Regions from separate parts of the Mus musculus genome. Here all the other regions are linked to region 1. Evidence: chromatin loops called from intact Hi-C (ENCODE). Cell type or tissue: left cerebral cortex. All regions are shown on one strand.

What was found. Hi-C counts contacts between places; a loop is a spot of excess contacts. Peaks named below come from ENCODE experiments on the same cell type or tissue, not always from the same donor. Only the 100,000 strongest peaks of a DNase experiment are listed, where the experiment ranks them.
Region 2: it touches region 1 in a loop (2.9-fold over the local background); 5 of 42 quality-filtered maps call a loop at or near these places.
Region 3: it touches region 1 in a loop (3-fold over the local background); 5 of 42 quality-filtered maps call a loop at or near these places.

Annotation. Positions count from the first base shown.
Region 1 is chr5:146,641,321-146,649,320 of GRCm38, reverse strand. No RefSeq gene overlaps it. Among named protein-coding and RNA genes, the nearest start is that of Gm34333, 45 kb to the right of the region's middle. In left cerebral cortex, no CTCF peak of the experiment used is centred here; DNase peaks (open chromatin) are centred at 4,641, 6,587, 7,180, 7,598 and 1 more place; H3K27ac peaks cover 1,226 bases.
Region 2 is chr5:146,569,349-146,577,348 of GRCm38, reverse strand. It overlaps the pseudogene Gm8494. Among named protein-coding and RNA genes, the nearest start is that of Gpr12, 12 kb to the left of the region's middle. In left cerebral cortex, CTCF peaks have their summits at 513 (motif pointing left) and 4,467 (motif pointing right); DNase peaks (open chromatin) are centred at 3,097, 4,954 and 5,320; H3K27ac peaks cover 432 bases.
Region 3 is chr5:146,582,394-146,590,393 of GRCm38, reverse strand. Gpr12 (G-protein coupled receptor 12) reads left to right here and starts at 5,155. Exons shown (of 2, transcript NM_001359056.1): 1 at 5,155-5,649; 2 at 6,269-8,000. The coding sequence starts at 6,284. The coding sequence ends at 7,288. Gm34333 (a long non-coding RNA gene) reads left to right here. Exons shown (of 4, transcript XR_377206.1): 2 at 659-1,011; 3 at 2,375-2,517; 4 at 3,352-3,778. In left cerebral cortex, a CTCF peak has its summit at 3,831 (motif pointing right); DNase peaks (open chromatin) are centred at 5,532, 5,776, 6,634, 6,928 and 2 more places; H3K4me3 peaks cover 3,234 bases; H3K27ac peaks cover 2,498 bases.

The sequences.
Region 1 (8,000 bases):
TAAAGAAATCCATAGCTGTCAGAATTCTGCGCTGACAAGCCCAGGCAAACACACCATCCTCGCTTCTGTAACTGGGGTGAGGCAGCTGTGCTGTGGAGAGTCGGGAGGAGAAGAGGGTTTCCTCAGGCTGATGTCACAGTCCAGAACTTAGGGAAGCAAAGAATGGCCTTTCCTGGGATGTCAAAAGGTCAGCAAAAGACCCAGAGAGCCCTATCCATGGGCTGTCCCAGCTGGGCATAGTCGAGTGGAGAACGAACCTCCAGTTACATAAATGGGTGCCGTGTGGCCCCTGAGCTCAGCTTTGCCTCTACACAAAGGCAAATCTCCCTCCATCAGGACTTGGCTCTGCACGATGTTCTCAGAATTCTGTGCTCACATGGCTCCAGCATACTCCAAAACCAAGGGAAGAAAAGAAAAAGCTAAAAGGGGTACTTTTTGCCACCCATCCATCTTTCCCCCTTTGTTCTACAGTGATGAATCAGCCATGACAAATGTCACACAGTGTGTCCCCTGGGAGAGGAGAATCCTGTGCCCTTATTCTGTGCAAATGAAGTCATTGTGAGTCACACTTCAAACCATCCCTCAGTTAAGTTTTATCCTCTCCCCAGAATGGTGCAATAGAAGAAAAGTCTCTACTTTGGAAGGACCCCATCCTTAAGGCTATCAAATGGCCCCAGGGACTAGGACACTCACACCGGGATAATTCTTACTGCTGGCCACATACTGCTCATCCTGTCACAATTCCATCAGCGACACACCTCCTTTGTTAAGGAATGTCACTGCCTCACCTCATGCAGTAACCATGGCTGATGTGCAGAGTTTATTTGCTACATGCTAGTTTATTCCATGTACTTAGAGGTAGGTCATTGGAGAGGTGCTTAGTAACTTATGCAAATGAGCATACTTAATTATGTCAAAACGTGATGATGTCTATTTTTTTCCAAATTTCCCCCAAATCAGTATCTTGTAAGCTATTCATCATAGGGATCCATCAGTTTACCAATGTGAAAACACCTACAGTGTGCTAAGAGTTTATTTAATTTTATGGGTGTGAATGCACTGTGGACACATATGTCTGTGCACATATGTCTGTATGCCTCTTGTTTCAGCCTCTCCATGGCCACACTCTGAGGCCATGGTGAAAGAATACCTCTGCTGGATCTTTACGTGGAGCTCCAAAGCTGTGCTCATTAGCAAGTGCATTACAGCTGGATTGCTGATAGCAATTACGAGGGGGGAAAACAATAATTAAGCAAACAGAGCCATGGAAGATGAGATACGGTATGCACGGTGTTCACGGGGTGGGGGTGGGGGTGGGGGAGGGGAGGGGAGGTTTCCATGGTAAGTTTGAAATAAGAAACCCAAATTCTCCCGTTAAAAATGTCCCTGCACTCAAGGGCAACCGCAGATGACACAGGGCAAAAGAAAATAGGAGTTGCAGGAATCGAGCTCCGCTGCCCGGGATCCTCTGGGTCTAGAGCAGAGGTTAATTATTAAATGTTCTTATTACCAGGCTTTAGCGCTCTCTAAAGCTCAGGCATAGAACTTCCCCACCAGGTGGCTGCTGGTTTATTCCACAAAGCCAGAAAAAAAAAAAAAAAAAAAAAGAGCCAGGACTGAATAGAATTTTATTTTTGGGTATAAAAAAATTTAGATACAAAGAAATTGGCATTCTTTTTTTTGTTGTTGTTGTTAGTAATCTTTATTTCAAAATAGAAAATTATATATACATATATAATGATATAGATATAGAGATATTGAGATATATAATGACAACCTTAAGCAAATTAAGATCTATAAAATGCCATGGTTTGCTTTGAAAATTTTATTTGCAAAATTTCTTCTTTTTCTAGAACTTCTTTTCCTCTGCATTTGCTGTTTTTCAGCCATGGGAATTGACATTCTTGGATACTCTCCTGGATACTGGACCTTCCCCCACCTCTGCTCTGTTTGCCTAATCCCTGCCAATCTTGGTTTCCTCTGGCATAGCCCGAGTGCAGATACTGGGGGATTTAGGAGAGAGCCAAGGATGCCACCTTTGAAGTCCTTCTCATTGAAGCAGATGGGATAATCTATTCAAAAGAAGGAGAGACCTGATACCGGGCACCAGGGTCTAATGCAAATGCTAACAGTTCAGAGCACAGAGCAGGCAGGCTGGCAGCACCTGCTCTGACTACAGAGAGTAGCAGGCAGAGAACTTGTGTGTTGGTCTTGTCCCTGTTGGGAGAAGAGGAGCATTCAGTAGTGTCTTAGTTAGGGTTTTACTGCTGTGAACAGACACCATGAACAAGGCAAGTCTTATAAAAACAGCATTTAATTGGGGCTGGCTTGCAGGCTCAGAGATTCAGTCCATTATTATCAAAGTGGGAACACGGCAGCATCCAGGCAGGCATGGTGCAGGAGGAGCTGAGAGTTCTACACCTTCATGTGAAGACTGCCAGCAGAATACTGACTCCCAGACAGTTAGGATGAGGGTCTTAAATCCCACATCCACAGTGACACACCTACTCCAACAAGGCCACACTTCTCAACAGTGCCACTCCCTAGGCCAAGCATATACAAACCATCACAAGTAGAGAAAATGAAGAAAGTATAGCTATTGAGGTACAAGAGAAACCAGAAAAAGAATAAACAAAAGGAGTGGGGTTGCTGTTCATGGAGGCAGGGAAGGAACACTCGCATCAGTGGTGGGACTAGGTAAAGGAAGGAGAAGGGACAAGAATAGGTCGTTAGCTTCAGATGTGGTGGCCATCCACAGGGACTTTACATGAAGTGAGGAGTGGGCCAAAGCCTGAAAGGAAAGGTGGGGTAAAGTAAAGAGGAAAGAAACACTCTAAATCAGAACTGAAGGATGGGGTGGATAGAGTTTGGGGCAAATGTACCTGAAGATCCAGATGTTAAAGGTCCAGATGTTAGATACAGTTGGAAGATGGTAGAACCTTTAAGGGGTGGGGCCTAGTGAGCAGATTGTGAGGCTCCACCCCCTTTCGCTTTCTCTCTTTTTTATTGGGCAGAAAGTGAGTAGTTCCACCATCTTGCCTCCCCTCCAGATCAAGGACTAGAGCCTAAAACAGTGGATCAGGACAACCCTCAGGAGTGTATTATACCAATGGCAAGCTGGCTGATCCAGGACAGCATTGGCTTAGGGAGGGCTTCTAAAGGACGAGAGACGCTAGAACATTTATGAGGTGGGGAATGATCCAGAGCTAGGAAAAACCTCAATGCAGACAGAACGGAGTTGACGGAGCAAAAGCCTTGAACCAGTGAGAGCAGATGGTGTTCACAACAGAGGTGGAAGTGGTTTTAATGGGTGTGCAGGGGAAAGAAGGGGGGGAGGGGGCGCAGGTCAGCCTAGCTTTAGTCTCTTTTCTTTTGCCCTCCATAGATAGGAGGAAGATCTTCCTTGGCCTTGAACTCTATTCTCTTAACCCCACCTCCCAAGTGCTGGGAGAATTTCAGGCACACACTGTCACATCCTGCTTCTTTTCGTATCGACTTAACTTCTTGGGAAAATGAGAATGGGATCAAGTCCCTCAGCTTGCTGGGAGCGTATTCTTGTGGACCTAGCACCCAGGAGGTGGAGGCAGGAGGGCAGATGGTCATGGTCATCCTCTGCTACCTTGAAAGTTTGAGGCCAACCCAGGAGGAAGAGGAGGAAGAGGAGGAGGAGGAGGAGGACAGGAGGAGGAGGACAGGAAGAGGAGGAGGAGAGGAGGAAGAAGAGGAGGAGAAGGGGAGAAAGAGGAGGAGGAGGACAGGAGGAGGAGGGCAGGAGGAAGAGGAGGGCAGGAGGGGGAGGAGGAGGAGGAGGGGGAGGACAGGAGGAGGAGGGGAGGAGAGAGAGAGAGAGAGAGAGAGAGAGAGAGAGAGAGAGAGAGAGAGAAGGGAAACCCCTCAACTAACTGAAAGCAAAGAGTTAGTGGGGAGAAAGTTTCTGAAGAGAAATTTAGTATCCCAGAGATAAGAGTGACTAAATTTTCATTGAGTTATTTAAAATTGATGTGGTAAAATGGCAAGAGAAACCCAACATGCTACCACAGGAACCCAGCAACCCAGCTTATGAAACATAAGAGAGGTAAAATCCAATTTGTTATGGGTGGCATGCAAGCTGATAGTTCTAAGACAGAGAAGACAAAAAATAAAACAAAAAACAATAAAACAAAACAACAACAAAAAAAGCCACCCAAGACGTAGTATCAACCCGGAGACTACCTGTGCCTGTCACATCCACCACACATGCTGCCCAGATGCACTGCAAACGGTGCAAATGTGCTTGTTCAAGTTGACACTCCTGCTCATTCCTCCCCATGGAGGGTCCCATCTTTGTCAGGTTCTGTTGGTTAGCTAGGACCCCAAAATTTATTCTAGGGAGTGTCTCCTCCTTCCTTCTCCTTCACCCTCTGTCTCTCTGGTCCCCCATGCTGATATGCTCCAATGTTCTCACATCAGATGTTTTCCTCTTTCACCACATCACACCTCATAACCTGGTTTCTCCTCTGCTAGAGGGTTTGGATTCAGGGTAGTCTGTAGTCTGTGCTCAGCCCTAGAGCGCTATTTCAGGACCGCGGACAGCACCAGCGCTTGCTAATAGCTGTGTCTTGCTCAAATTCAGCCCACATTACTATGTGTAGGGCAGTGTGAGATGCTCAAATAGCAACCAGACCTCATCTTCAGTGGGACTCACAGCAGAGAGTGGCACAGGCTACTCTATAGAGAGCTGTGGTGTATATATAGGACACTGGTGGGAGTCTTAGGAGAGAAGAACACAGAATTAGTCTTGAGTAGTAGCTGGTATGGAAGAAAACATCATAGAATAAGGGGTGTGGAACCTGGAACCTTGAAGGCACTTGGAAGACAGTGCGTGCAGGTATCAGAAACAGCAGCAGCAGCAGCAGCAACAGCAGCAGCATTTACAGTGATGCGAGGGCCTGGCTCACTTAGAGTGAAGTATATGGGGTGTAAGGAAAAGAAGTTTCCAAAGGAGAGCATGTGTGGACATAGGCTTTTTTTAAAATTTATTTTTATTTATATGAGTACACTGTGGCTGTCTTCACACACACCAGAAGAGGGAATCGGATCCCATTACAGAGGGTTGTGAGCCACCATGTGGTTGCTGGGAATTGAACTCAGGACCTTTGGAAGAGCAGTCAGTGCTCTTAACCATTGAGCCATCTCTCCAGCCCCAGCTATAGGCTTGGGAAAGGATGAGGAGAACATGAGTTTAGGAATGAATATATCTCTAGCTTGAGGTGAGCTAACAGAACAGTGACATTTGAACATTTCTTTGGTACACAGGATAGTTTTAAATGACCTCAGGGCATGGGGAGGTAGTAAGAATAGAGAAATTTCAGTCAGAGTTTTAGTGTGTCAAATGTGGCCTCTAATTCAATTTAACAAATTGGGCTGGAGAGATGGCTCAGCAGTTAAAAGCACTGGCTGCTCTTGCAGGTTTGATTCCCAGCACCCACATGGTGGCTCACAATCATCTGTGACTCCAAGGGGACCTGATGTCCTCTTCTGCCCTCTGAGGGCACCAGGCACACACATACATGCAGGTAAACCCTCATACATATATAATATAAAAAATCTTTAAATTAAAATGGAATAACATTAAACTTTCAGTTTGCAAGCCATGCTAGGTCCACTTCAAAGGGCTGATAGGGATGGATTTATACAGCCTGGATCCATAAAGCTAATTCAAGTAGCCGCTATGTGGGCTGGGAGAAACCTTAGCAAGTAGAAAGCAGAGAGAAGACATTATTGGTCTTTACCAAATAAGGTTTTGTAGATTAAATGACTTTATGCTTGCTAGTTTTCCTAGATGGCCTTCCTGATCCTTGCCTTGTTGTGGCCACAACTCCACACCCTGATGATCCTCCCATAGTGGCACACACATGAAACTTGTCCCCAACTCTATGTTCCTATCAGTAGTCAGGTATCATCGGTTGGAGGAGTCTGGAGTGTAGAGCTGTCCCTTGCAGAAAGTGAGACCACAGATTCTATAGCACATTGGATAGCCCAAGCCAGGCTTGGGGAGCTGGGTGAATATATTTACTAACGGATCCCTTCCATATGCACAGAGCTCATTTGAACCAAAGTCCCTGCTCTCAAGGAGCCTGTAACCCAGAATGAGACACGGTAGGGTCTGATGGTGGGGCTTTATCGTCATGCTGTGCAGGTGGATGGTGGCCACTTCTCTTTGGCCCCTCGCTTGCTGCAGACCTGTGGAAATCAGTTCAGGATGCACAGGGAGTGGGGAGGTACTGCTGAGTGAAGATTGCCTTCAACTGAAGATATCTCTTCCACGAAAGTCGGTCTGGACCATGCTGAGCCTGCAAGTGTTTCATCTTAGGAAGTAGGACCCCTGCCTCAGACTAGCAAAGCTCTTGCCATCAGCTGACCCCTCCTGCTCATGGAAAGTTGACTGATGGTTGACATTCAGTAGGGAGTGAAATTCACTCACTTTATACGGATGAGAAGTAGGACAGGCGCTAGGGAAACCGGGAAACCACAAGCCCTTCCTGCCAACATCCTTAGAATTCTAGCACTGACTAGTCGGAGACACTTAAAATAGTGTCTGACCCAGCATTCTTATTTGAAAATGAAACCAAAACTGGGGGCTGGACAGATGTCTCAGTGGTTAGAGCACTGGCTGCTCTTGCAGAGGACCCGGGTTTGATTGCCACCACCTACACACACAGTGGATCACAATCATCTATAAATCCAGTTCCAGGGGGATCTAATACTTTTTTCTGACCCTGGTGGGCACCAGACATGCATTTGGTGCTCATATATACTCGGGCAGAACACTCATATACATATTAAGAAAAACATGAAGAAAACCAAAACCTCAGCATAATAAGGAGTGTATCCATAGTGACACAACTTATATGTGACAAAGGCAGGATCCAAATCCAGTTCCTTGTCCCAGCTCAAGACTTTTGTCACCATCTAAAGCCAACTTCTCAGAGAAAATGTTGGAAATTTGTCTTTTGCTCTGAACAAAAGCCTGGTAGGCCGGATAAACTCTACAGTTACGTGCAGCAAAAATATAAGCCATTTACTTGATCAATATTCATTGGCAGCATCCTGTGCCTGTCACTGGGCTCGCCTTGGCTGTATGCTCAGCCCAGGAGCTTTGGCTCCTGTGCTCAGCATTTTGCAGACAGCCTGAATAGTGGCCGAGAGGCAGGCAGCAGGCCAAAGCAACCCTGGGATGTGAGTGAAGAGGAGGAGCGCTTCCCTTCAGAAATCTTGCCTGTGGTGTAGGTGTGGTTGACTGGGTCCTTGGGATGCTGAGAATACAAAGAGGATTGTATACAGGCCTGTCTTGATCAATCACACAATGCGGAGATGCTGTTATTAAGGAACCAGAACCCCCCAAAAGGTGAGTGAAAAATATTTTCAGTGATTTGAACTGAGGCTCAGGACACGAATTGGGCATGACGATGTGAAGTTGCCCCATGGGTGGGCAACTCCTAAGAAGATGTAGCCGGGTGGGAGCAGGGACGCAGTGTGAACAGGAAATGCCGGTGGATAATCTGGAAGCTCATGGTTGCTGAGAAGCCAAGGAGAGCAGAGACAAGAAGTGGGAAGTCACGTGCCAGACAAAAGCGTCAGGAGTTCTGCTGGACGCAGGCAGAGGCAAGGATGTAAACCACGCAGCACACTGCAGTAAGCAAGGGCAGCTGTGAAGGATGCCAGGACCATCCTGTGTCTCAGATTAAACGCCCAGCAGGCAGAACCTGAGCCTGGCAGCTGTCTTCCCGACAGGCTGCCTGGGGGGAAACTGTCATCTGGGAATTACCTGGGCAAGTCTTCTTCACAGACTGAGGAAGGTCTGCTTACTCAGCAAGGTCCCAGAGCAGATGTGGAGGAGACACGCTCTGGCATCGGGATCCCGAGGACCTTTGAGTTGTACTCAAAGTACACGTGTCAGGCCCTGGGTTTTATGCTTGATACACAGTTCCTCAGAACACAGCTATGACAGTACTAGGCTA
Region 2 (8,000 bases), 72 kb after region 1:
AAACTGAGACTGTGAACTCTCCTTCAACGTGTAGCAGTATTTTCAAGCTTGGGTTTTTCTCATTGCATTAGAATTCTGTTTTGTCTGGCCCTAGCGTCTGGAGGTAGAGACGCTTCCTAATCCTAGGAGTTATAGTCACTTTTTTTTTTTTTTTTTTTTTTTTTTTGGTTTTTCGAGACAGGGTTTCTCTGTATAGCCCTGGTTGTCCTGGAACTCACTTTGTAGACCAGGCTGGCCTCGAACTCAGAAATCCGCCTGCCTCTGCCTCCCAAGTGCTGTGATTAAAGGCGTGTGCCACCACTGCCCGGCTATAGTCACATTTTTATCTTGAAAAGAAATGTTGAGGTTGGCTGGGGAAATAGCTTAGTGGTTAAAAACATATACTGCTCTTCCAGAGGAACTGAGTTCTTTCCCAGAGCCTATGTCAGTTGGCTCACAAGCACCTGAAACTCCAGCTCCCTGCGATTGGGTGCTCTCTTCTGGCCACTGTGGGCACTGCACTCATGTGCACATATCCACACAGACCTCACACATACACATAATTAAAAATCTTTGGAAAAAATAGTTGTTGAACATTATTGCTTTCTCCTTCAAGGAAAATCACCCACAAATTACCTAAATCATTTATTTTTTTATTTAATTGTATCCATTTCTGGTTATTTTCCCAATATTTATTCTTCCTTTGAACATTTCCTGGCATCACTCACTAACAGAATACTTCATGGCCAGAGAGAACCATGAGTTACTTAGTGTTGTGCTGAACAGTGGCTCTTTGAGGGTGGCCCATGACTACCACCACCATCACCACAATCACTACCACCATCACCATCACCATCACCATCACCATCACCATTTTATTGGGACATACTCCAGTGATACTACAGACTGACCCCAGACTTACTGCTTAAAACTCAGAGGGTGGAGCCCTATGACCCATGGTTAGCACCCCATGCATTTCTGATGTGCACTAGTTTAAGGACTGAATTCCAGTGTCATATGAGGTTGCTGGTGACATTAACATCTCTGTACTCCAGGGAACCTCTGCGGTCATTCTGCCACATCGGTGCCAAGCAGCCCTTGGAAATGAATGTGATATGATATCAGCTTGTAGATTTTATCAGCTTGTAGATTTCTTTCTTTCTTTTTTTTTTTTTTAAACCAAAAAAAAAAAATTTTTTTTTTTTTCATTTAAAAAAGTTTTAGGTCACATAAAACAAGGCAACATTTACTCCTTCTTCTCGTCTTCTGGCACTGGGTCTGTGGGCGGCTCCTCCACTGTGGCGCTGTTGCTCTCTGAGCCCGTGTTACTGTCACTGGTCCCTTCCACCTCCATGCTGTCAACCCCCTCCTGCCCACTCTCCTTGTCCTCAGGAGTAGACGTGCCTTCTTCACCATTCTGCTGGCTCTCTGCTGTGTCTTCAAGGTGTGTCTCCTCTGTCTCCATCGGGATGCTCTCCTCATCCTTCTTCTCCTCGGCTTTGTTCGCCACTTGCTCTTCCTCAGGGGCGATGCTGCTCTGACCGCGCTCAGCCTGCTCTGCTGCCTCCTTCTCCCTCTCCTCCTGCCTCTTGCGGGCCTGTTCCTCCGCCTGTGCGATCTCAGCTGCAATCTTCTCCATGTCTACTTCCACCTTCAGACCACATAACCTTTTAAGTTCATTGTTAAAGGAGTCCGTGCTTTCCAGGAATTTCCTCTTCTTTTCCTGGTGTCGTTCCTCTATCTGAAGGAGCTCGGCTTCTAGTTTCCGCTGATGAACCATTAAAGACTGAACCTGTCGCTTGAGGACCTGCATTCTAGCTGTTGTGACAACCGACCGCACATCAGGTACCACACTCTCACTGAGGATCTCACTGATGAGACGGTGGTTTCTCTGGAAACGGGCAGTGCCTGTGTGCTTCATTGAAAAGCCATTATCATAGTCGTCTGGATCCTCAGCAGGCTGAATGCTCATGTAAGGTTCTCCTTTCTCCATGCGAGACTGTCTCTGTCGACTTTCTTCCTCTAATGCAGCTTCCGCACGACTTTTTGCATTAATATAGGCAAGGTACACAGGGGAATTATGGTAGGCCTTCATAGACTCATTGTACTCTATCTTTTCTGCTTCGTATTCGTTTAAGTATTCTTGCTTCTCTTCATCAGTGAGATCTCGCCACATGCCACCAATAATCTTGCCAATCTCCCACAACTTTAGGTCAGGGTTGGAAGCCTTTACTTGGTCCTAGACCTTTCTGCTGTACCTCATGTAGGGCATCAGCGGCTTATCTGGTGGCTTTGGAGGCTTTGGAATCGTAATGCCAGAGGACGCCGTGACCCGGCTGTTGGTGCCCGGGTTCCCTCCCAGCCTGTAGTTGTTGTAGGCGAGATGACTGTATGGATTGTATCCCACAAACCCTGGTGTGCTGGGCATTTGTGTTGCAGGAGCTGGGGTGGGAGGTGGGGCATAAGATGGTCTCTTTGACATTTTGGAAGATTAAGTTCTCAGTTCCTTAAGAATGAATCTGAGACACCGCGGGCCGCTTCGCTTCCCTTTGTCAGCTTGTAGATTTCTGCTCACACTCAGTCATATCCAGGGACCGTACTGCTATCCTTGAGCTGGGGCTGCCTTTGGAGAGACCCCTCGTCCTTCTATATCTGTCTTTGGTCCTTATCTGTGATGGGAGAGCATATCAATCCGTACCTCCTGGAGTTGCTGAAATGATTCCCTGAGATCTGGGCATCTCACTCAAGGATGAATGGGAGCAATATTAGTAATTGACAAGCCTTGCGGGGAGGGGGGTGGAATGACAGTTGCAATGCACATCACTGCACATTTACCATGGAAAGCAACATCCCAGCAGAAATGTGTAATTCAGGTGCTTCTGGACTTAGAACAGGGATATGACTGATTAAAAAGGGGGAGTGGATATACTGGACCCACCTGACCTATCACCTGTCTGTACTGTGCGCATCAAACATTTATCACGTCTTGTCTCACCTAAGATTGAGATGGGTTCATGAAGTCATGCTCAGTTTAGCAAACCGGAACTCGCCAGCTCAGAGAGGAAAATGCCAGTTGGGCAGGAGGCAAAGCAACAGCAGTGGGTTTAAGTCCTGGGCTCCAAGCCCATCTCTGGGATGGCTTCACATCTTAGAATGCACATCTGAGCTGCTCACGTTAGGAGAGCCGGGAGGAAGCCCAATTGGCTACAGATGAAGTGTGTCTATGTGTGTGCACATGTGTTTGAATATGTGTGGGCATGCATGTGTGTCTGTGTGTCTGTGTATATGTATATATGTATATAAGTAAGTCTGTGCATAGGCATGTTACATGTATATCTGCATATATATATATGCATGTATGTGTAAACATGTGTGCATGCACGTGATTCTGTGTATGTGTATATATGTGCATATGTGTATGTGGGTGTGTCTGCATATGCATATGTACATGTATGCCTCATATGTATTATGAATGTATGTTTGTTCATGCATCCATGTGTGCACATGTGTGTGTACTCTCACTTACCTTTGGTAATGAAAAACTATTGAGGATGTGTAAAATAGAGATTACTTTTCGTGCAAGAAAAAAATGAAATATGATTAGAAGGATAGTATCAGATTCCAGAATGTAGGCAGCACACACTCAGCTCTTCCAAACTTGCATTTTTATGTTTTATTTTTCAAAAGAGATCATTTAATAATTAGTGATTTTTTTCATGACATGTTCGTGAATATTTTGGATCTATAACTTTAGCTAGAAAATGCTTAGTCTAGAGTGGTCAAAACGAGATGACTCAATTGAAAAGTTGATCAGGGGCTGGAGAGATGGCTCAGCAGTTAACAGCACTGGCTGCCCTTCCAGAAGTCCTGAGTTCTGTTCCCAGCACCCACATGGCAGCTCACAATTTTCTGTAACTGCAGTTCCAGGGGATCTGGCACCCTTGTACAGACATACATGCAGGCAAAACACTAATGCACATAAATAAAATCTTAAAATGAAAAAAAAAAAGCTTGGCCAGCTGTAGTTTCTGCTTATTGATCACCTAGGAAACAGAAGGGCTTTCTGATGAAACTTGCCTGCGTACACCTTACTGCTGTAGCTACTGAGCATCTGAAGGCCAATTGGAACAGTTGAGGAACGTCACCTTTATTTGTACTTAATTTTAACCCACTTACGTTTAAAAACCACACCAGGCTGCAAGCTGCTGCACTGGGAAGAACATATCTAGGTATAAACGAAATATTTCTTTTTTTTTTTTTCCGGTTTTTTGAAACAGGGTTTCTCTGTATAGCCCTGGCTGTCCTGGAACTCACTTTGTAGACCAGGCTACCTCGAACTCATAAATCCGCCTGCCTCTGCCTCCCAAGTGCTGGGATTAAAGGCATGTGCCACCACGCCCGGCTATGAAATATTTCATGGAGACATCTCTAAGAGATTTTTAAAAATGGTTTTATGTATTTGAGTGGTTTATCTGTAATGTATATCTGTGTACCATGTGCAAGCAGTGCCCACAAAGGCCAGAAGGAGGCATCATATCTTCTGGAACTGGAATTTCAGATGATTGTGAGCCACCATGTGGGTACTGGGGACAGTCTCTTCCTTGAGAAGAACAGCCAGTGTTGTTATTATCTGAACCATCTCTCTAAGCCCCAGGAGATTATTTTTTACAGTAAACCCAGCAATATTATTTTTTGGAAGCCTGGTTTCTGCCTGTTGGTCTCCCTTATCACTCTACCAGCTTGAAGTTAGATACTCCATCTGTTTTAAGAAAAATTTAACATTCAGAGATGTCAAATCTATGCAATAGACAAATCTGGAGCAATTGTCACTTTGGAGGATAACTGTAACTCTGGAAGTTTCACCGTAGCCCTTTAAAAATAATAGCTTTTGCCTCCCAGTCTTCCTTTAAATCGAATTAATTTGTAGAAAGTAAAATGAGCCACAACCATTCCTGGAGCCATTCCTGGTGATAATTCTGGGCTGAGGGCCAGGGCCACTTGTTCCTGCTTCAGGGTAGGCATCCATCTTTGTGCTCATAAGCTGTGCCCAGAGCTGCTTATTCCGATATGTTGGATGCAGAATTGGACTGGGCTCAAGCTGGCTCCCTGGGGAGACTCCAGGGTCCCTTATCCCCTGTCAATCAACCTCTGAGACAACTCTATTCCCAGATTTAAAGTCTTCATTGTGGCTCTTTAAATCCAAGCAGGCTTCTGGCAATGTTGACTGCAAACATGCCTATTACGTGTTGATGGAGACCCTAAGTGGATTCAACCCCAACCTGTGCCAGGTGTCAGAGGCAGCTTTTCATTTAGTATCCGATTCCAGGAAAGAGCAGTGGCCAAGGACTCGTGAGGGTCACATGACAGGGAGTCTGTAGAACAGGGAGGGAGGGATGTGTGGGAGGCTAGAATTAGAAGCAGTGCTGTTAGCCCAGAACCATTTGTATCCTGGGATTGGTGGCTAAGGTGGCCCCAGACCAGGAGGGCCTAAGAAAAAGTGGGAAGAGTTTGGGGCAAGGACTCTCCTATTATGTGCAAGATGCTGGGTTCAGTCTCTCAAAACAAGAAAAAGGCAAAAAACCAGACCTTTGGTTTAACAGCAGAAAGAAAGCATCATTAAAACTGGGAACACTGCCAGAAGGTGGTGGCACACACCTTTAACTGCAGCGTTTGAGAAGCAGAGATAGGCAGATCTTTGTGAGTTCAAGGCAAGCTGGTCTACAGAGTGAGTTCCAGGACAGCTCAGGCTACAAAGAGAAAGCCTTTGGCAAAAAAAACAAACAAACAAGCAAACAATGAAAACAATAAAAAAATAAAGAAGAAGCCTTAAGAAGGCAGTGTGCACTTTTGTTACATTGTTACAAGAACCTGATTAGAATTGTTTTGTATAAGCAATTGTAAATATTTTAATTTATTATTTGATTTGTATTATGTATTATTACATTTGTGTGTTTCTGTGTATGTGTGTGTGAGTGTGTGCATGTGTGTGTGTCTGTGTATGTGTGTGTGTGTGTGTGTGTGTGTGTGTGTGTGTGTGTGTCTGTGTGTACACGCACACCCATCACAGCACACTGGTTAAGGTTAGGAACTGGCTGTCTCCTTTCATCCCCTGAGCTCTTCAGATAACAGGGTCGTCATGTTTCCAGAAAGCTGCTTTCCCCACTCACCAGCTCAAACACTTGCATTTTACAGGTTCCTTCTTAGTTGATTTAGTTTCCTGTTTCTTTCCTAAACCAGGAGGATTTTGAGCCAAGCTAGATAGGTCCTCTAGCTCCAAGCAGCAACCCCAGCTCCAGAAATCAATTTACATGAATGGAAATTTGTGCAAAGATTTATGGGACCCATGCCACAGGTGAAGCAGCAAATGAATAATATTTTCTTGTACTCCAGAAAATGAATTCTGATTTTCCCCTCTGAGAATTGATCTCGGTTTAAGAATATTTCCACTTTCCACCCAAAACTTATTCTTTCTACAAGAAATGCAGGGATTGGGGGATGGAGGGAATGGCCAATCATTAACCATCTCAACTTGAGACCCATCCCATGGACAAGCCCTAATCCCTGACACTTAGTGATTCTCTGTTATGCTTGCAGGCAGGAGTCTAGCATGGCTATCCTCTGAGAGGCTCCAGCCACCAACCAAGTCACACAGATGTAGGCACCCACAGCCAAACAGTGGATGGAGTTTGGAAACTCTAATGGAAGAATAAGAGGAAGGAAGGCAGCCCCTAAGCAGATAGAAAATTCACAGGAAGACCAACAGAACCAACTAACCTGCACCCTTGGGTCTCTCAGAGGCTGAACCACAAACCGAAGAACATACACAGACCGGACATAGCCGTCCCTGCTCGTATGTAGCTGATGTGCGCTTGGTCTTCATGTGGGTCCCAAACAAATGGAAAGGGAGCTATCTGAAAGGCTGTTGCCTGTACGTGGGATATGTTCTATCTGGGCTGCCTTGTCTGGCCTCAGTGGGAGAGGAAGTGCCTAGCCTCTCAGAGACCCAGAGGGCCCCCACCATCTCAGAGGAGAAGGGAAGGGAAAAGGATTGTGGGAAGGGGTGACCAGGAGGGCAGCAGTGAGCAGGATGTAAAGTGAATAATTAAAAAACATCCTCCAGCCAGTGAGATTTCTCAGCTGGTCAGGGTACTTGTTGCTAAACCTGACAGGCAGTCTGAGTTTGATCCCTGGAACGCTCATGATGGAAGAAGAGAGCTGACTCCTGCAAGTTCTTCTCTGATCTCCACACCTGCCCTATAGCAGGGTGTCTGCCCACTCTAGATCCCTGCCTCTGCTTCCTGAACGCTGGGATTAAAGGCATGTGCCACCACGCTCACCCAGACTGCTTCTCTTTTTTAATTTCCAGGAGCTGTTAAGCAAAATTCTCTGTTTTAATTTGAAATAAATTATTTGAGGGTCTGGAGAGAAAGGGCTCAGCTGTTTAGAATATTTGCTGTTCTACCTGAGAGTCTGAGTTTGGTTTCCAGCATCCGCGCTGGACAGCTCAAAACTGTCTGTAACCTTCTCCTGGATTCCTTCGGCACCTGGACACGTGTGGCAGAAATACAGAGGTATTTCTGGAGTTAACTGTGTCTCTCTTTTATTCAGAACTGGGGTGAGTCCATGAGGTTTAACGCCCCCCACAAGCAGAAGCAGGTGCCTGCCCGTGACTCTGGGAGGGAGGTCACCATCCCCACAGTTCATGTGGGCATCATTTGATTTCGGTAGAAGCAGGGCTTAGATGGGTTGGAGGAGGACTTATCAAAAGATCAAACGTCAACTCAAGTCACACTTCTCTGTGCATAGGGGTTTGATGTCCGGCAAATCTGTGTCTTCTGAGACTCTTTCCAGGAACTTCTGCTGTCATGACCTGCTCTCCTACCTCGAGGACAGGGACACTAGAACCTTCAACTCTCAAGGGATCTGCAGGTTATGAAATCTGCCAATCCAAAGGCTGAGGGTGGCATCAAATAACCTATGAGGCCTATAGCAGAGTGTCCCTACCCTTGCTGCTGCCCAGC
Region 3 (8,000 bases), 59 kb after region 1:
AGGCTTTGGGTCTCAGAACCCACATGGCAGCTCACAAGCCGCCTATAAACCCTGTTCCAAGTGGGCTCTGGTGTTCTCTTCTTGGTGGCATCTTCTGCGGGCATCAGGCATGTATCACACGGTGTACAGACATACATACAGGCAAGACATGAGTGTAAATAAAATAAGTATATTTTAAAATTCGTTTTCAGTGTGAAGTGACCGTAGATACCTCTAGACACGGGCTGGCTTAAATGAAGATATTCAGCAAAAGGGCATTTTGGGGAATCCACAACAGTATCTCCTTTTCTGGGCTATTACTGTTATGGAGAGTAAACTGTAGCAGAGTGTGAACCCCACCTTTCTTGGTATGGTGATGTTACACGATCAGAGTACACTCAGGTATGTGTAAACCTCATACGTGGGTAGGGGACACACATGTGAAATCATCCAGTATTAAACTGGGCCATCCCTCTTGCCACACAAGGCACAGACCAATCTCCCAACCTTGAGCTGCCCAGGTAGCATCACCCAGACACAAAACCATGGTCCTTGGCCCCCTCCCTTCACCACTGGCAAGAGCACAGCTGGAGCTCTTCCTGGCTGCACTTTGCATTGCTGGAGGAATTGAATAGAGGGCTTTGCTACCTCACCTCTCTCTTCCTGCTTCATCCACCAGCACTTCAAACCAGGATGGGAAGTGTCACAGGACATGCTACCTCACGCTTTGGCTGGAATGGATGGAGTAACATTGGCTTCTGCAGTCCCCAACATAAGCCAAGCATCACAGCATCCAGGGGAGACTTCGTTTCCTTCAGTCAAGCTGCCCCGATGGCAGAAGAAAGACAGCCAACACAAACGTACCAATTCCAGAAGGAAGCACTCACAGTAACCGCCTCCCTCAAACCACAGAGTGTTATTAAACTCGGGTCACAAGGAAAGAGAGCGATGGCAGACACGTTCAGTGTCTTAAGCCCACTCAGCAGTGGAAGCAGCGTCAGCCCATGCTGCAAAGACTTTTAACTCCTTGTTGTAGGTACCAGGCCTCACAGGAGGGCTCCTGATTGATTCATGATGTAAGATTCAATATCACACTGGTTAAAGTGGGGATAGGACCATCGTCACGTGACACAGGAATTTGGGGGGTAGCCTGTAACCAGACTGGACGTTCTTAAACTTGCCAGTGTTATAAAGCAAATGGTCAAAAAGCTAGGTAACGCAGAGGCGATAAGTGTCACACACAGAAGGTGCCATCGACTGTGTCTCACAATGTGTGGAGAGTAAATGAAGAAGACGGCTTTGTAGACAGCTCTTTCATGACCCTTATTACTGAAGGCTGTGCTAGACTCCCAAATCTGCCCATCCATCTCAAGTTATAGAAGGCACCTATACTTTCCAACCTCCGTCCTTCTCTGGGAAAGTTCCTGTTTGGGGAAGCTTGAATATAACTTCATATTAGTTGCCCTTTTATCCTTATAACAAGATACCTGAGATAATCAAGTTACCAAGAAAGAAGATGTACTTGGGGTTGCAGTTTTGGAAGCTCAGCACATGTTTACTTGGCTCCATTGATTTGAGCCCGAGGTGGGGTTAGCACATTAAGGTGGATGTGTGAGGCAGAACAATGACAGATGAAGGACCCTAATGGCTGAGCATCTCCCACAAGGCCCTCCCTCCTGCAGGCTACACCCCCTCCCAAGTGTCACCATCAGAACCAAGCCTTCTCTCTGTCTCTGTCTCTCGGTCTCTCTCTATATATATCTCTGTCTCTGTCTCTCTCTCCATAGCTCTTAAGTATGGTGGTTTGAAGGAGGATGGCCCCCATAATAAGTTCAGATGCTTGCATACTTGGTCCCCTCCCCATCCTGTTGGTTGGAACTGTCTGGGAAGGATTTGGAGGTGTGGACTTGTTGGAGAAGTATGACACTAGATGTGGGCTTTGAGGTTTCAAATGACCCTCACCAGCCCTGTGCTCTCTGCCTCCAACTAGCTGGTTTTTTTTTTTTTTTTTTTTTGAGATTTGTGAGCTGTCCCTGCTGCCCTGCCTTTGCTCTGCCATCCTGGTCTCTAAGCATCTGGAACTGTACCCCTAATTAAATGCATTCCTTTCTAAGTGGCTGTGGTCACGGTATTTTGTTGCAGTAATAGAAACCTTAACTGATGGTGATCTTGAACCCCTGATCCTCCTGCCAACATTTCCTGGGTGCTGGAATATCAGTACACCCCATCCTTCACAGCTTAACACATTTATCCTTGGAGGAATGTCCATGATTCTAACTATAGCAGACATTCATCTCAGGACTCTATACATGTGGACCTGGGCAACACACACGCACACACACACACACACACACACACAGACACAATGATTCACTCATGGAATTCTTCTCTTCAGGCTAGGAAGATGGCTTCAGGGTAAGGTGCAAACTCATGGCTGCCTAGAGCAACTTGACTCCAATACAAGGAAGAACCATCCTGAGGAGGAAAAAAATGAGATGCTGGCAAGCAGAGAAGCAAAGACAAGCAGAGATAAATCAGGTAGGAACTAACTGCCCATTGCCTGGCAAATGCTTCTTGCAGCTTTTACTTCTTTCCCATGGGTTAGTCTAGATCTGTCTCAGCCAGACAGTAAAAGGCATTAATCTAGTTTGAACTAGATTTCTGCTTTGTGGTAACAAAAGTCTTAAGCACACCAATAAATACGGAATTTGAAATAAAGTTAAGTTACAACAGTCATTCAAGGAGCAAGAAGTCCTCTTTTCTTTGTCTTAAACTGTAGTACATATAATATTTAGAGTATATTTAAATATATTAAATATATGCAAATTTAGAAAAGTTAAATATAAGCGAAGAGGAAGGATTGAGTGGTAATGCACAGAAGTTATGAAAGGGGATGTGAAGAAAATTATGTTTCTAGTTCTAATTCTGTGTGGAGTTTTTGTCTAGTGATGGATAAGTGTATAAGACATATTCACATGTGAATGCCAAATGCCACAGCTTCCATATTATAACTGTATAGATGTTCTCTATGGTGTATGACTTTGGGGCTGGTTAATTTTGGGGTGTGTGTGTGTGTGTGTATTTTAAAAATTGGGAAGTTTTTTTTAATGATAAAGGTTTTTTAGGGGGATAGGCAAATTGGGGTACAGCTGCTGCCAGCCACCTGGAGTCACTGAGTTGTCTTATATACAGGAGGCTGGAGGTTCAAGAGGTTTCTATTGTTGTAACAAAATACCATGACCACAGCAACTTCTAGAAGAAAGACTTTAATTAGGGTTATAGTTCCAGATGTTGGAGTCCATGCTCAGGCACCTCAAACGGTCTCAGTGCTAGGTGTGCGCCTATGTAATTCCTTCTTTCCACTCCTTTCAGGTTTCAACACAGGACCACACACGTCTCAGCACACTGCTGCCTTCGCCCAGCCCTGCCCACTCACTTCTTTCTCCTTATTTCCCAACCATGCCACAGAGAGTGAACTCCAGGCTTAAGGAACAGCTTAGGGGCAGGGCACACTACCATCAATGTAAGACTGGATTCAGGTTCCACCCTTAGCTCTGGGGAAAACTTGGACAAACTCCATGGCTGAGTAAATTAAGCCAGTAAGGTCCAAGTGCATGCTGTTGCCATTGGCTTGAAGGGCATCCAGCTTGTCCTGTGAATTTGCTTTTCCAGAACTGTACAACCAATGAGAGGCTCCTAAAATTTAACCAGTTGGTTTGAGCTGTCTTTTGTTAAACTGCTTTTGTGTATATGAAACCATTGACCGCTTTTTTTTTAAACAACCTGTTTATTTTATGTATATTAAGTGTTTGCTTGTATTGTGTGTACCTTGTGCATGTAATGCTCCAGGAGGCCAGAAGAGGGCGTCGTATTCCCTGGAACTGGAGTTGCAGATGGTTGTGAGTCACCTTATACGCGCCTGGAACTGAACCCAGGTCCACTGCAAGAGCAGTCAGAGCATGTAACCACTGAGCCACCTCTCCAGCCCCACATTGCTCATTTCCCATTGCTCTGTTCTAAAAATGCTTCCGCTTATTACAAAGAAATGAAAAGAGACAGGAGCATCCCTTCACAGCAGTACCTGCTACCTGGGATAATGTTGATTTTTGTCTTACCACTGGTCCAGGGTGTGTCTGTGAGTGCTAAGATAATGTCTTCGTGAATTTGTTCACGCAGGCTTTCAAACGGTCCTTGACGCAAGTGATGTCTCCTTTCCATACACACGACTATTAAACTCCATAGAACCTCGTTTCTTAAAGTGTGACCCGCAGGTCGGCATCACCAGCATCTTGGGACTGACGCCGGGACCCCAACCCCAGAACTGCTGGTTTCTAAGTCAAGTTTCAGAAGTGTTGCCGCAGGGAATACAGGACTCAGAAAGAGTCCTGGAGCCTTTTGGGGGACATGAGAAGACTCAGCAGAAAACTCAACAGCTCCACGTGTCCCAAAGCAGAATGTCCAGGGAGAGAGTTCAGAAGCAGTGTGAGAGCTCAGGTTGGGCGGAACGGATCTGCTGCATTATGGCAAGGTCACACCGGGTTTAGTGTGTTGCCTTAGTGAGAAAGGGGGAAGGGGCGGCTAGAGGAAGGTTGTAACCAGGGAGGTGAAGGGAGGGTTTTGGTACCAGGAGCATGACACGGTAGAGACAGCTGCTGATGGATGCGCGCGGGGCTGGGGCTGGGGTGGGGGAACATGGGGTAAAAAGAGATCTAAGACTTGGAGCCTGGTAGGCTGGAGTAGGAATTTCAGTGAGACACAGGGGAGGCAGATGCATCTGATGATAACCCCATATGAAGGGTCCTCAGGATCCTTTGCCTTGCACAACATTGAGGTCACACGGAAATAGGACTTTTCTCCTCCCACCTTTAGGCTGGAGAGCGTGATTAAATTTAAGATCTGATCCGGTTCCAGGATGAGAGACACAGGCTAGTCCTTTTCCGGCAGGCAACCTTCAGGATCTTAACCCTAGACTCCGCGGATGAGGTACAGGAAACAATAAATTAATAAGTGTCACTTGGGTACTTAAATGAATTGGGTTTGGGCCAGTGCCTGAAGGAAGCTTTTGCAAGAATGCCCTAAATGATTTCCACTCGCGAACGGCTCCGAGAGTGCCTAATAAGTGCAGCTGGGCGATCTAAGTAGCAGCAGCTCCTATCCAGTTAAGCGAACGTCCCCAAGGGAACAATAATTTGCAGACCGGCCAACTGCAATCTAAGAGAGGGAGTCGCTTGCTGTTGTAAGTCTCCTCCGCCAGCCCTAACCTGCTTACCCCGCATTCCTCCTGTTCATCCCGAAAACCCGGCCGTTTACAATTCTTTAGGGGAAAGCATAAGAAGCCGAGCCCCAGGGTCAAGGGCGCCTCGGGGAAGCCACAGGATCAAAGTAGGTCGCCAGACTCTCCGGCCGTTCGAGTGGGTCTTCGCATGACTGTTGCAGGCGGGCGTCCACGGTGGCGGGCTCCCGCCCCTCACGCAGCTGCGACCTGCGGGGGCGCGCGCAGCCTCGTGGGGTTCCCGCGGATGCGCGCCCGGCGGGGAGCGCGGAGGGCGGAGAGCCGGGCGCGAGCACCGCAGCTCACCTGCCGCGGGCGCCACCACGGACGTGCCACGCGGGTGGCCCGAGCTATTCGGCAGCACTGAAGGAGCCACCCCTCGGCCAGGGCGTGCCAAGGTGACCCCCGGTAACCCCCTGCCCCGCAGGCTGCGCGTCCCCGCTGCTAGGGGAGCGGTGCCAAATGCATGCATATCTTTCTCTCTGTCTGTCTGGGCACCTCTGTGGTACACACCTACCTTTTTTGTAGCCCTTGCACTCTGAGCGGTGCACATGGGAGAGACTGGGACCCCACCCCTTTGTTTGAGTCTGGAGGTGTGTTTGGGGGTGTGCTCGCGCGTGAGGTATGTTTGGGAAGGGTGGGAGTTTGGGGCCCTTAAAATATTCCACCCTCCTGCAGACTTGTGGCTGCTGGGCGGTGCTCTCTCAGCAGCCCAGATGTCAAACAGTTGTTGGTTTTCGGCATGGGAGATGCAATTAGCCAATGTCGGTTTTCAGCGTTTTGGCAAGTGTGCGAGTGTGCATGTGCCGCCTCGGGAGTCCTGATCCGTGTTTCCCTCAGAGACAAACAGCATTTCGGTTGCAGACTTTAGCTTTTGTTTTTAATTCCTGAAGCTCGTGGCATTTTGACACTGATAGCTGAGCCCAGGGTTGTCTGTCTTTCTCTGTGTGTTTTGCATGATCTTGGATTGGCACCCTACTGTACCCAAACATTAAAAAGCCTGTCTTTCCGTTGAAGAGGACAGGGGTTAAAATGAACGAAGACCCGAAGGTCAATTTAAGCGGGCTGCCTCGGGACTGTATAGATGCCGGTGCTCCAGAGAACATCTCAGCCGCTGTCCCCTCCCAGGGCTCTGTTGCGGAGTCAGAACCCGAGCTCGTTGTCAACCCCTGGGACATTGTCTTGTGCAGCTCAGGAACCCTCATCTGCTGTGAAAATGCCGTTGTGGTCCTTATCATCTTCCACAGCCCCAGCCTGCGAGCCCCCATGTTCCTACTGATAGGCAGCCTGGCTCTTGCAGACCTGCTGGCTGGCCTGGGACTCATCATCAATTTTGTTTTTGCGTACCTGCTTCAGTCAGAAGCCACCAAGCTGGTCACCATCGGACTCATTGTCGCCTCTTTCTCTGCCTCTGTCTGCAGTTTGCTGGCTATTACTGTGGACCGCTACCTCTCGCTATATTACGCCCTGACGTACCACTCCGAGAGGACCGTCACCTTTACCTATGTCATGCTAGTGATGCTCTGGGGAACCTCCATCTGCCTGGGGCTGCTGCCCGTCATGGGCTGGAACTGCTTGAGGGACGAGTCCACCTGCAGCGTGGTCAGACCTCTCACTAAGAACAACGCTGCCATCCTCTCCATCTCCTTCCTCTTCATGTTTGCTCTGATGCTTCAGCTCTACATCCAGATTTGTAAGATTGTGATGAGGCACGCCCATCAGATAGCCCTGCAGCACCACTTCCTGGCTACATCGCACTATGTGACTACCCGGAAAGGGGTCTCGACCCTGGCTCTCATCCTAGGGACCTTTGCTGCCTGCTGGATGCCTTTCACCCTCTATTCCTTGATCGCCGATTACACCTACCCTTCGATCTATACCTATGCCACCCTCCTGCCCGCCACCTACAATTCCATCATCAACCCTGTCATTTACGCTTTCAGAAACCAAGAGATCCAGAAAGCCCTCTGCCTCATTTGCTGTGGGTGCATCCCTTCCTCGCTGTCTCAGAGAGCTCGGTCTCCCAGCGATGTGTAGCAGCCTTCTCCTCATAGGACGCTGCCTCTACCAAGCGCTCCCACCTCCCAGGGCGGCCAGTGATTTCCTTCCTTAAATTCTTTGCACTGGATCTCACAAGCAGAAGCAATGACATCTTTTAGACACGTATTGACAGTGGAAATCATCTTACCAGTGTTTTTTAAAAAAAAAACAAAACAAAACTCGACTTCTCGGCTCAGCATTCTGTTGTTTGGTTTGGGAGTTAGGATTTGTTTGTTTGTTTGCTTGTTTGTTTGTTTGGAGGGTGTAATGGGACCTCATGTGGCCATGAAATTATACAAAAGTCTCGGGATTTTTTAACCTAGGCTTGAAAATAAATCAAAGTTTTAAAGGAAACTGGAGAAGGAAATACTTTTTCTGAAGGAAATACTTTTTTTTTTTTAATCAAGGTAGATCTTCCATTCTGTATGTATCTAACAGGATAGGAGCTTTGCCATATAACCAAAATAGTTTATATAATTACATTTGGAAGGGCTTGTGTTTATTTCTAGGAATTCAGTAATAAGTGACCAGTAACAGAGGCGCGAACTCCTTTCTTTCCTTTCAGCAGTAGTGACTGCTCTTAAGAATCACTTTGCAGTTTCTCTGTGTTACAGTTTGGTATGCATGGTTACCTGTGGTAGTCAGATCACTAATTGCAATATTGCCATGTTAAACCCAGAATTAAAAGAGTCATTTTTTCTTCAATACA